Regions from separate parts of the Mus musculus genome. Here all the other regions are linked to region 3. A link is a contact called in ENCODE POLR2A ChIA-PET data. All regions are on one chromosome and are shown on one strand. The core of a region is the stretch at or near the end of the contact, and the rest is flanking DNA. Distances in the headings are between cores, read along the strand shown. Region 1 holds the start of Ctr9 (CTR9 homolog, Paf1/RNA polymerase II complex component). Region 2 overlaps Ctr9 (CTR9 homolog, Paf1/RNA polymerase II complex component). Region 3 holds the start of 1700012D14Rik (RIKEN cDNA 1700012D14 gene).

Region 1 (3,291 bases), core at 580-3,079, 94 kb after region 3:
GCAAAAGGGCCTTCTTCTGCATTAGCTTGGAGCCTAATCACCTTCCAGAATGTTTTAGAAGAAAAGCTATGGAAAGTAATGTTTATTCTATCTATACATAAGCTAAGTTTCATTGAATTACCACGAAGTAATTAAAACCTCAATATAGAGAACTATTTACCTTAAATGAATCTCTCACCTTTATCAACAGACATTAATTTACCAGTAGAGTTGTAGTTGGGAAACTGACCTTACTGTTCCATAAATGAGAATATAACCATTGTTCGTGAGTACGTGCCATCACAGTCCTGGAAGTAGACCAGGTTGACCTCAAACTCAGAGATCGACCTGCCTCTGCTGCTACTAATTTTCATACAGATGATTTAATCATGCACAACAGATTTAATCCTGTGGGCTATTACTGTACTTGAGAACCAAAATCCTATGTTTTTTTAGTCAACAGAAAAATCTGCTCTAGGAATACTGACCGCCAAGGCAATCCATATGTGCAGTTGTGTGTGCTCCTGCTTCAGAATGCTGATGACTTCGTCTCCCTCCGGTAACTGATCGAAGTCAAGTTCAATGACCTAAAACACAGAATAAACGTTTCGTTTCCTTTTTAAATTCACAATTTCTCTCTTCTGCGTGTTTTGAATACTCATCAATGCCCATACACAAAGGGTATGTACTCACTTTCAATGGAGTGAACTAATTAATACATGTTCCTATTTAGGAAACACATGGCAAACAGGTTGTAGTCTGGTTTGGTCAAAGCATAGAAAAGCAGGCAAATCCTGTTGGTCGTTCTTCACATCGCTAAAACTATAAAATTCTCAACGACTTGCTTACTCAAAACCAAAATGAAACCTTGTACAACCCATAGGCCAACGAAACACTGATGCCATAGGTCTGAGAGCTTGAGAAACTCTATCCCAGAGGACAGGCAAAGTTGAATACCAACGGTCACTTAAATCACGGAGGCAGTATCGTGGGTCACATACATGCCTAAAATGTGGGCACCAACAATTAGAAGAAAAATATTCTGGAATGTACCCAAGACCACCATATTTTAGAAATGAATTCTACCTCGATCGAAAATAAAAGTGTGTAAAATCTAGTCTGACTGAGGCAACGCTGGAGCTTTATTCGGACAAACCACACGCCATGGATGAAAGTGGGTCGTTGCCATCAGCACACAGGAGCGGCTAAATCTCGGGCCCCTTATCTCGCCCAGAGAGCTGTGTTAATAGTGTGCCTTGACAGACTTTTCTTCCATGGCATTAAGAGCCGTCTCTCAGATACCCAGGGAGATTTAAAAAAATAAACAAATCCCAAGTTGGAGCAGCAGGTAGCCCCTGGGGCACTGACTCCCCTCTGTAAGAGGTGAGGTTTACTCGGCGCTCACACCCCTGCGCCTCGGAAGACAGCCGACTGTCAACAAGGAGCAGGCTGCAGGCGAACTTTCCCGAAGTCCTTGCGGCCAGAAAGGTGACCAGCTGAGTGGTGCCTGGGCCGAGAAGCTCGGCTGCGGCTCTCCCCTCCAAAAACCAAGCGGAGCAAAATCGGCGCTGGGATCGTCCAAGTTCATAGCCCTCCCCCGCTGCACACTCGGCACCCACCTCGTCAGTATCCCGGAGGGGAATCTCGATGGAGCCCCGCGACATGGTGAGCTCTGAAAGCAGGCGCTTCTCACCCCGCCGCTCGGCAGATCGCAGTCCCGGCTTCCAGCCTTACAGAGGTTACCACACCTCACACCCAGCGGAGCTGCCGGAGACCAGCTTCTCCTCTGCTGTCCGCCGCTGAAACAACGAGCTTCAGACCGCGACCGGCCACTTCCGGAGGCCCCGCCCCCTGTCCCGGAAGCACTACCAGTAGGGCGTGTCCCACGCGAGCTCCGCCCGCCTGGCGGCTCTGATGCGTCCTTCTTTGGAAAGACTGATAGTCCTGAGGTTGTTGTTGTGTCAGCCGTAGGTGACCGAGCGCCTTCGGGAACGCGGCATCTGCCGCTAAGGTGTCCAAACTGAGCTCCTCACAGACCCGCGCCGGAGCGGGGAGTGGTGGTGGTGAGGCGAAACCACGCCTCTATGGGCGGGGCCTCTGGTGACGAATTCTATGGGCGGTGCCTTGCCTCTTCGGCCACTTAAGCTTCTTGGGGGATAATTCAATCTTTTATCAGCTTTACAGTCGTTTTGTGTTGTCCCAGCCAGTTTGTGCAAGTCACACTGGTGATGTCGTTGTGACTAGTTTAAATAGACATAATCAGTGAATTCTGAAGTTATGGTAATAATGCACGGATTATTATTTTTATTTGTTGCGTTACATATTTGTATATGGATACATGCGAGCGATGGTGTGGCAAATGGAGGGCAGGGGACATCTTGTGGGAATCAGTTTTCTCCTACTCTGAAGGTCGTAGGGCTCGAACTCAGATAGACAGCGTTGGAGCCAGGCAACTTTTTGCAGACCCTGTTTATTTCTTGAGATATTCTGTATCCCAGGTTGACTTGAAACTCCCGACCTCAGCCTTCTGACTGCTGCAGTTATTGGCATATGCTTGGGCACCTGGCTTATATATATTTCTTAATGTACTTATATTTCTTTAGGAGCACAATGAAAAGGAACTGCTAGGTTTGATTTAAATAAAATCAAAAGAATTCTATTAAACCTAAATAATGAAATTATAGAATTCAAAAACATTTTAGCTCATGATTTCATTATAGAAGAGTATTAAATAGTTTCTTGTGCTTGGAATAAACAAGGGAAGGATCTTAATAAATAAGCGAATAGGCCGGGCAGTGGTGGCATGTACCTTTAATCCCAGCACTTGGGAGGCAGAGGCAGGCTGATTTCTGAGTTTGAGGCCAGTCTGGTCTACAGAGAAACCCTGTCTCGAACCCCCCCCCCCAAATGGGGAATAAAAAGGGTTAGTTTAACTGGGTGTGGTGGCACATGTCTTTAATCTCAACTCTTAGGAGGGAGGAGCAGGAGGAGAGCGCTGAATTTAGGCCATTCTACTCTATACATGGAGTTCCAGGCTAATCTGGGGTTACAGAATAGAGAGATCCTGTCTCAAAACAGAGCCCCCCTCCATCCCTGCTAGCCAGTGTTTTTTAAGATATTCACTGCTCTTTCTCCCAATTTCTTCTGCTGAGCCAAAGCTACTATTATCTCTTTGCCATCTTTTCTTGATTCTTCATCTTCTCTGGCTTCAAGCTCCAACCTAGTTTCAGCTATATTTCACTCGTAGGTATTTATGAAAAATGCCAGTTCATTTATAGTTTTCCTCTTAACTCTCTTAAAACTCTTGAGAAG
Region 2 (3,318 bases), core at 689-3,188, 67 kb after region 3:
TTGAGGAAATTTGTCTGGTCTGCTTTCTCCTTGGTGTCCCCAGTCTGCAGACACTCACTACATTCCACTTCACTCCATAGGGACAAACTTGTATTCACGGAGTGTTTTGGAAGGGGGCAATTTATCTCTGCATCCTCAGTTCACTGTTTTAAGGTAACTTAATAATACTTGATTACTAAAGACTTTTGTTTGTAGACAGGGTTTCTCTGCATAGCCCTGGCTGTCCTGGAACTCACTCTGTAGACCAGGCTGGCCTCAAACTCAGAGATCCACCTGCCTCTGCCTCCCAAGTGCTGGGATTAAAGGCGTGCACCACCACTGCCCGACTTGCCACAGACTTTTTATAATGGTTACAAAAATAATTACTTATTAAAAATCGGTGTGGCACATGCCTTTAATCTCAGGACATGAAAGGCAGATCTTTGTGAGTTCAAGGCCAGCCTAATCTTCATACTGAGTTCCAGAGCAGCCAGGACTATGTAGAGACCTTGCCTCAAAAAAAAAAAAAAAAAAAAAAAAAAAAACAAAAACAACAAAAATCCATAGCTGGGCTGGAGAGATGGCTCAGTGGTTAAGAGCACTGATTGCTGTTCCAGAAGTTCTGAGTTCAATTCCCAGCAACTACATGGTGGCTCAAACCATCTGTAATGGAATCTGATGTCCTCTTCTGGTGTGTCTGAAGAAAGCTACAGTGTACTCATATACATAAAATAAACAAAACTGTAGCCTTCTAGTATATTTAAAAAAAAAAAAAGCCTCCAGAAATCTGCCATGAATTACAAAAGCCTTGATGAAACTGCCTTTGGTTTGGATAGCTTCCCAATGTTTTGCTTAATATATTTAAATATATGTTATTGAGCCAAAAGAAAAAAAAAAAGAGGACACACAGGCACTCGCATGGTTGGTAAAGGGTTTATTAAGTGACTGGGGAGGTCTTCCCACTCTGACACCAGGAAAGCACTTTCCACACCTTACCCTCCCGTGTTTGCACTCTGCTCATGGCTGCAACCCCTTCCAACAGAGTTCAGTACAGGGACATCTCTTCCTCTGGAGATAAAACTCAGTCTCAACTCAAAAGGGAACAAAGGCTTTTATCTCTGCTTCTGCAACATTTGGTACAAGTTTGTACATAGCAGCATGCTGCCTACCGGAGAGGAGAGGAGAGGAGAGGAGAGGAGAGGAGAGGAGAGGGGAGGGGCTAGCCTGGCTTGCAAGCCTTGGGAATGCTTTAGCATCTGTGTTATCACTGCAGTTTTCACATATGGCAGGTGGAGCTGCACCACAATGCAGGAGTCTCACTGCTCCAGCTTGGGACACTGGACTCTCCAGCACAGGAAATGTCTCTTGGAAGTTAGTAAATATACAAGTAGAAAAAAAATTGCCTTAAGAAAAAGTTTACAAGTGACTAACCACCTGAAAGGTTTCTTATCACAGCTTTTATATATTATAAAGCTCCTCCCAACCCATGGAGTCTTTGATGAAATAAACCTAGTCGCTATCATCTGACCCATGTTCTGAGCCTCGGTCTGAGGCCTCGTTGTTTGAGCCCTCTGGTTCTGATTCATTTCCAGAGCCTTGGCCAGAGCCCTCGTTGTCAGAGCCCTGCTCTGATTCGTGGTCCGATTCTGCACTTGGAGAAGCCGGGCGAGAATCGTTCTCGTTCTCAGAAGCTCCGGAGGGGCTTCTCCCTGACTGCACAGACTCATTGTCCGACTGCTCAGAGCCGGAGCGCCTTCTCTTTCTGGACGGCTGGTCACTGTCGGAATCCTCATCCGACTCCTGTCTACCCGACCTCCGAGGGCTGCCTGCCTCGCTGCCAGACTTGTTCTGGTTGTCATCTGAGTCGCTCTCAGATGAGGCGCGTCTGTTGGGCCTCTCGTCGTCATCAGAATCGCTGTTGCTATTCCTGGGATGTCTGGAAGAGAGAGGTGAGGATGAGACACTAGGACAGCCAAATGCACTTTCTGTTCTGGGTCAGCCTTTGTGCGTTACACAGGAGCTGGGGCCTGTGGTACTTGTTTTGTGTCCTATTCTGTAAATGCGGACACTTCATTGTAAACTGAGATCAACAATGAGGGAGCACACAGTGACCGGCAGCCAGTCTGCACATGAGCAGTGAGTGTTAGGTTCTGTTTAGCAGGCATTTTTCAATTTCAAACTCAGAAGGTCAGAATGGGGAATCCTAGGCACAAAGCTAAAATGTGTCTGGGCAGTGGTGGCGCATGCCTTTAATCCCAGCACTTGGGAGGCGGAGACAGGTACATTTCTGAGTTCGGGGCCAGCCTGGTCTACAAAGTGAGTTTCAGGACAGCCAGGGCTATACAGAGAAACCCTGTCTCGAAAAACAAAACAAAACAAAACAAAACAAGTAAAATATGGGCTCCCTGATGGTGGCTGAGACTCAGAAGTCCTAAGACTGGAACAGCAGAACACTTCTGTCCTAAAACATCCATGTCAACAGACACCTGAAGAAGAGTGACCTCAGTGCTGTTCTCAGGTTTGTGAAGGCCCCAGGTCTTCACAAGGACAAGGTTATCAGACAGGAAGCCAGGGCTAAGTAAGGGGCCTTAGGCTACTAACTTTTCTTCCCAGCTTCCTTCACTGTTGGTTGACGTGTCAGGGAAAGGGAGATAGCAGCAGCTGTGATATTGGCCTCCTGCTTCAATATGTCAGAAGCGCTGAGAGAGGCTGCCTCAGACTTATGCTGAGCAGTTCTGGTTTCCATGACACATTCCAACAGGACTCAGACTGGGAAGGTTAGGGAGAAGGGAAAGCGTCCTACATACTAAAGAAAGGCTCCTTGTGTCCCGATCTAAAAGAGGGAAACACACATGCAAGCGCAGTCAGGAGTCACGTCATCAAGGCTATGAGCTGAGGGTGGGTAAGCTAAGTCCACCAAGGAAGGCAGAGGTGTGTCTCCAGCAGGGGAAGAAATGGTCACTAAGTTCCTCATCTCCACAAGGCCAGGTCCAGGCCAGTCCTAGCAGTTGCTGGCCTGTCAGTGCTGGGCAGCAGATGACACTTGCTTAGGGATGAGTGTGCCATCTAGGATATCAGCTAAGCTGATATGTGTCGTGGTTTCTCCTCGCTACAAGACAGCTAGGCATAGAGTACAAGGCCAGCCTGAAGCTGGCGAGGACAGCACACTGACCACTGCCAGTCATCTGCTCTCCAGTTCTGTTTTTCCTCTAAAGACAAAGACACAGAAGAGGGTCCAGCTGGCTGGTTAGCAGCTACTGTAGCTTCCCACAGTTAGAATTTACCCTGGGATTCCTGCCCCCTATCAAACTGGGACTTATTTACCATTAAAATTTACCA
Region 3 (3,292 bases), core at 8-2,507:
AGCCTAGTCTAGAGAGCAAGTTCTAGGGCAGCCAAGGCTACACAAAGAAACCCTGTCTCAAATATCAAAACAAAACAAAAAGTACATAAAACAGCCCCTGGCTCCTACAGTGCACTCTATAAACAGTATTATTATCTTTATTTGCTGAGTCCTACATTGCCTGTATTTTTCTCTCAACCAACATATATTATAATCATAACTGTATATAAATATATAATAAATTATAATTTGACACAGCAATTAACAGAAAAAAATCTGTATGTTTCAAGAACAGTAGACTCGTCAGCATATAGAGCCTAAGTTAAATCCTAGTCTTTAATTAAACACGAATATGTTTAATTATTCTTCCCATTGTCTTATTTTTGAGTTTTTTTTCCAATTTACAAAGACACAAACCAGGTATGTGAAGTTCACATTGGGGACATATATAAAAATATATAATAAACAAAATCTTATTCCAAAATTATACTGAAGCTTGATGACTGCCATCAGTCCTGATAACTACTATTAAGGGTTAGGCTTCGCGGGGCATGGTGGCACATGCTTTTTAATCCCTACACACAGGACCTCAAGCCTGGCCATGCCCTTTTGGAAAAGAGGGAGAACGGGGATAGATGGCTTAAACACCCAAATGTTGCCAGCCCACCCAACAGAGATGAGTTGGTAACGCTGAGGTAAACCTCAGAAAAAGAAGAGTTCTAAGGATTTTCCCTTTCGTCCTGCTGGGCCACCTGGGAGGCCAAACATCAGGCGTGCCCTTGGCCTGGCCTAACCCCCCGGCTGGTAAAGGTTTATGCACGCCGAGTAAGGTGAGTTTTTTCTTCCCGCTTCCAAGCACTGAGTGACCGGGCCACCATCAGCCTAGGCTGGCGAGCTCAGGATCCATAGCTGTCTCAGCAGTCCTTGCAGAGCGACAGAGCTGAGGGAAATGCCGACTGGGCCGCCATCTGTCTGTCAGCATCAGCCACGTGGAACTGGAGGAGCCCCGGAATCTGCTCTCTAAACCCGCGCCAGGCCCACGGCGTGCCGGGGAATTCAGAAAACAATGGCTTCGCCCGCCAGCCCGGAGCCCAGAGCCGGCTAGGCGGCTCCCAGGTCACACCGCGCCTCAACCAAACTTGGGCTCTTAGTCCCGCCTCGCTGCTCAGCGCGGATTGGCGGTAGGGATGAGCTCTGTCGCTGATTGGACAGCGGCGAAGTCGCTCCTGCAGACCATCGCGTCTGGCCGCAGTGGAGCTCTAAGAGTCCCTGAATTCAGACTTCAGGCCGCGCCGTCCGAGAGTCGGGGCCCTTTGAGGTGGCTTAGGCGGTATCCCTGAGTTGACAGCATCACCCCGTCCCGCGTCCTCCTCTCCTCTGTTTTGTTTTTCATCTCTCCCTCCTCCCTCCAGTCCCCGACGACTGGCCCTAGACCCTCGCTGAAGGTGAGCTGAGCCACCGGCGAGTGGGCCGCTCCGAAATGGCCGCTGCCTTGAGCTGTCTAAAATGGCGGTCTCGTGCTCGGCTGGGGACCGCGACGCGGCTCTGCAGCCCAGCCGCAGCCGAGACGGTAGGGCGATGGAGATGGAGTGGAAAGGTGTTGGGTGTGTTGACACGACTTCATGTCGATGGCACAGTCGACATTCCTGGGGCGAGAGGAATCCTGTGTCACCCACTGGTAGGCTAGGGCAAGAAGCATGCCTCCGGGGGCGTGGTGCTCTGCGAGCAGTGCACGCCTGGCCCGGAGGGATGGCTGTCACTGGCCGCAGGGCGAAGTGACCGCGTTGAAATACTTCTAGGTCCTAGTGGAGCTGCCCGGCCCCTTCTGCTTCTTAACCTTTGCGATTGGCCTGCGCTCCCGTTCACACCTAGGGCCGCCTGGCAGCAAAAGGCCCCTAAGGGGAGACCCTAGTGTTCCCTGAAAGGAACTGGAAACTTAGGAGGGCAGATGCTTTGTCCCCAAGAGCTGCTGGGATGTACCTCAGAAGAGAAAGGAATACGGGGCCCTTTTAAGAAAACAAAGCTACTTTTTTTTGTGCCCACTTGACAACGAGGTGGGGAAACTTCATTTTATGGTGAACCAGTGGCTCCGAGAAGCTCTCTGTTTTGCTAAATTTAAATCGAGGCTGGAAGGAGAGTCCACTGCTAAGGAATAGGTTTTCTAACTACTGCCTAGTTTAAGATTGCTGCCTTCGCCTGTTACAACACGCTGGCAATCTGTTTGTACACACACACCAACCTCTAGTACCAAATGCTCGTTATGCTTGATGAAGTAGAAAACTCCCAAGTACTGTCGAGGCACGTGGGCTGCACAGTCAGTTTGGGAACTCTGTTCATTCTTCACTGACTAAATGTGTTAACCTAGCAGGTGCCAACTTCCCTGTATCTTTCTCTAAAATGCAGTCGTTGATAATCTCAGGTTCTTGACAATTAGATGAATTAACCTTTATGAGGAATTGGGCACAGATACTAACAGGCCACAGAAAATAAGAGAGTTACTCAGTAAGCATTAATTGTTAGATCGGGGACAGACTGGTTATAGTAACAGCATATGTCATGTAACACTTGCATATCTGATTCCACTTTAGATTGAGTTTTTAGTTTTAGAGATATTGAAATGGGGCTGTATTTAAAAAAAAAAAAAAAACTCAGTTGGTTTTTATTCCCACCACCACCACCCACGAATGTTTCTATGTCAGTGGGTAAAAAAGCATTTCAAAGCAAGGAAATTACCAGAACAGTAAGTGGAATGGAAAATATTAGCATATTTACTTTACTACATACTAGGCATTCTCTGTTTACATCCCAAGAGCTGCATTGTAGTGAAAAATCATTTGTATTGACTATATTTAAAATATGATAAATTGTCATGGTAGACATTGATACTTCTGCTTGCTGCAGTGTCTGATTTTAACTTTTCTTATTCTAGGCTTCTGGTTACTCCCGTTCCCACCCTATCCCTTAATTTTATTTTTCTGAAGAATCTGCAGTTCAAGCTATCAAGGTGGAGAGAGCAATTACAGAAAGACGTGTTCATTGTTTCAGGTATTTTACCTACTAGGTGTTAACAGGAGAACCATTTTGATTGAAGAGCTAAAACGATAGGATAGAGCTTAATCCTTAAGCACATGGCATTTAAATCAACAGGAACAATCTGTATTCCTTTACAAATTTAATTTAAATCTCAGGGAATATTCACTAGACGGTCTTAAGTTTGTATTACCCTGTGTTACATGAGAGGAAAATCTATTAAAGTGAGTTTATATTTTCTTAAGATTCTGACCTTTGGCACAACAGTAGGCAGAATAACTCA

Evidence for each region. ChIA-PET counts read pairs that join two places held with the same protein, here RNA polymerase II (POLR2A).
Region 1: POLR2A ChIA-PET joins it to region 3 with 47 read pairs in embryonic stem cell. The contact joins the promoter of Ctr9 here to the promoter of 1700012D14Rik in region 3. POLR2A ChIA-PET finds 5 or more read pairs at or near these places in 5 of 5 experiments (Patski and embryonic stem cell).
Region 2: POLR2A ChIA-PET joins it to region 3 with 12 read pairs in embryonic stem cell. The contact joins the enhancer-like site here to the promoter of 1700012D14Rik in region 3. POLR2A ChIA-PET finds 5 or more read pairs at or near these places in 4 of 5 experiments (Patski and embryonic stem cell).

What each region holds. Positions count from the first base shown.
Region 1 is chr7:111,027,489-111,030,779 of GRCm38, reverse strand. It overlaps Ctr9 (CTR9 homolog, Paf1/RNA polymerase II complex component), which reads right to left and starts at 1,829. Exons shown (of 25, transcript NM_009431.2): 1 at 1,599-1,829; 2 at 468-566. The coding sequence starts at 1,643.
Region 2 is chr7:111,053,956-111,057,273 of GRCm38, reverse strand. Ctr9 (CTR9 homolog, Paf1/RNA polymerase II complex component) reads right to left here. Exons shown (of 25, transcript NM_009431.2): 25 at 897-1,915. The coding sequence ends at 1,489. Among named protein-coding and RNA genes, the nearest start is that of Ctr9, 27 kb to the right of the region's middle. Within about 2 kb of position 1,938, at least 1 of the 3 ENCODE cell types and tissues checked has a DNase peak (open chromatin) inside an H3K27ac peak, as active enhancers do.
Region 3 is chr7:111,120,640-111,123,931 of GRCm38, reverse strand. It overlaps 1700012D14Rik (RIKEN cDNA 1700012D14 gene), which reads left to right and starts at 1,257. Exons shown (of 3, transcript NR_015573.2): 1 at 1,257-1,549; 2 at 2,909-3,024.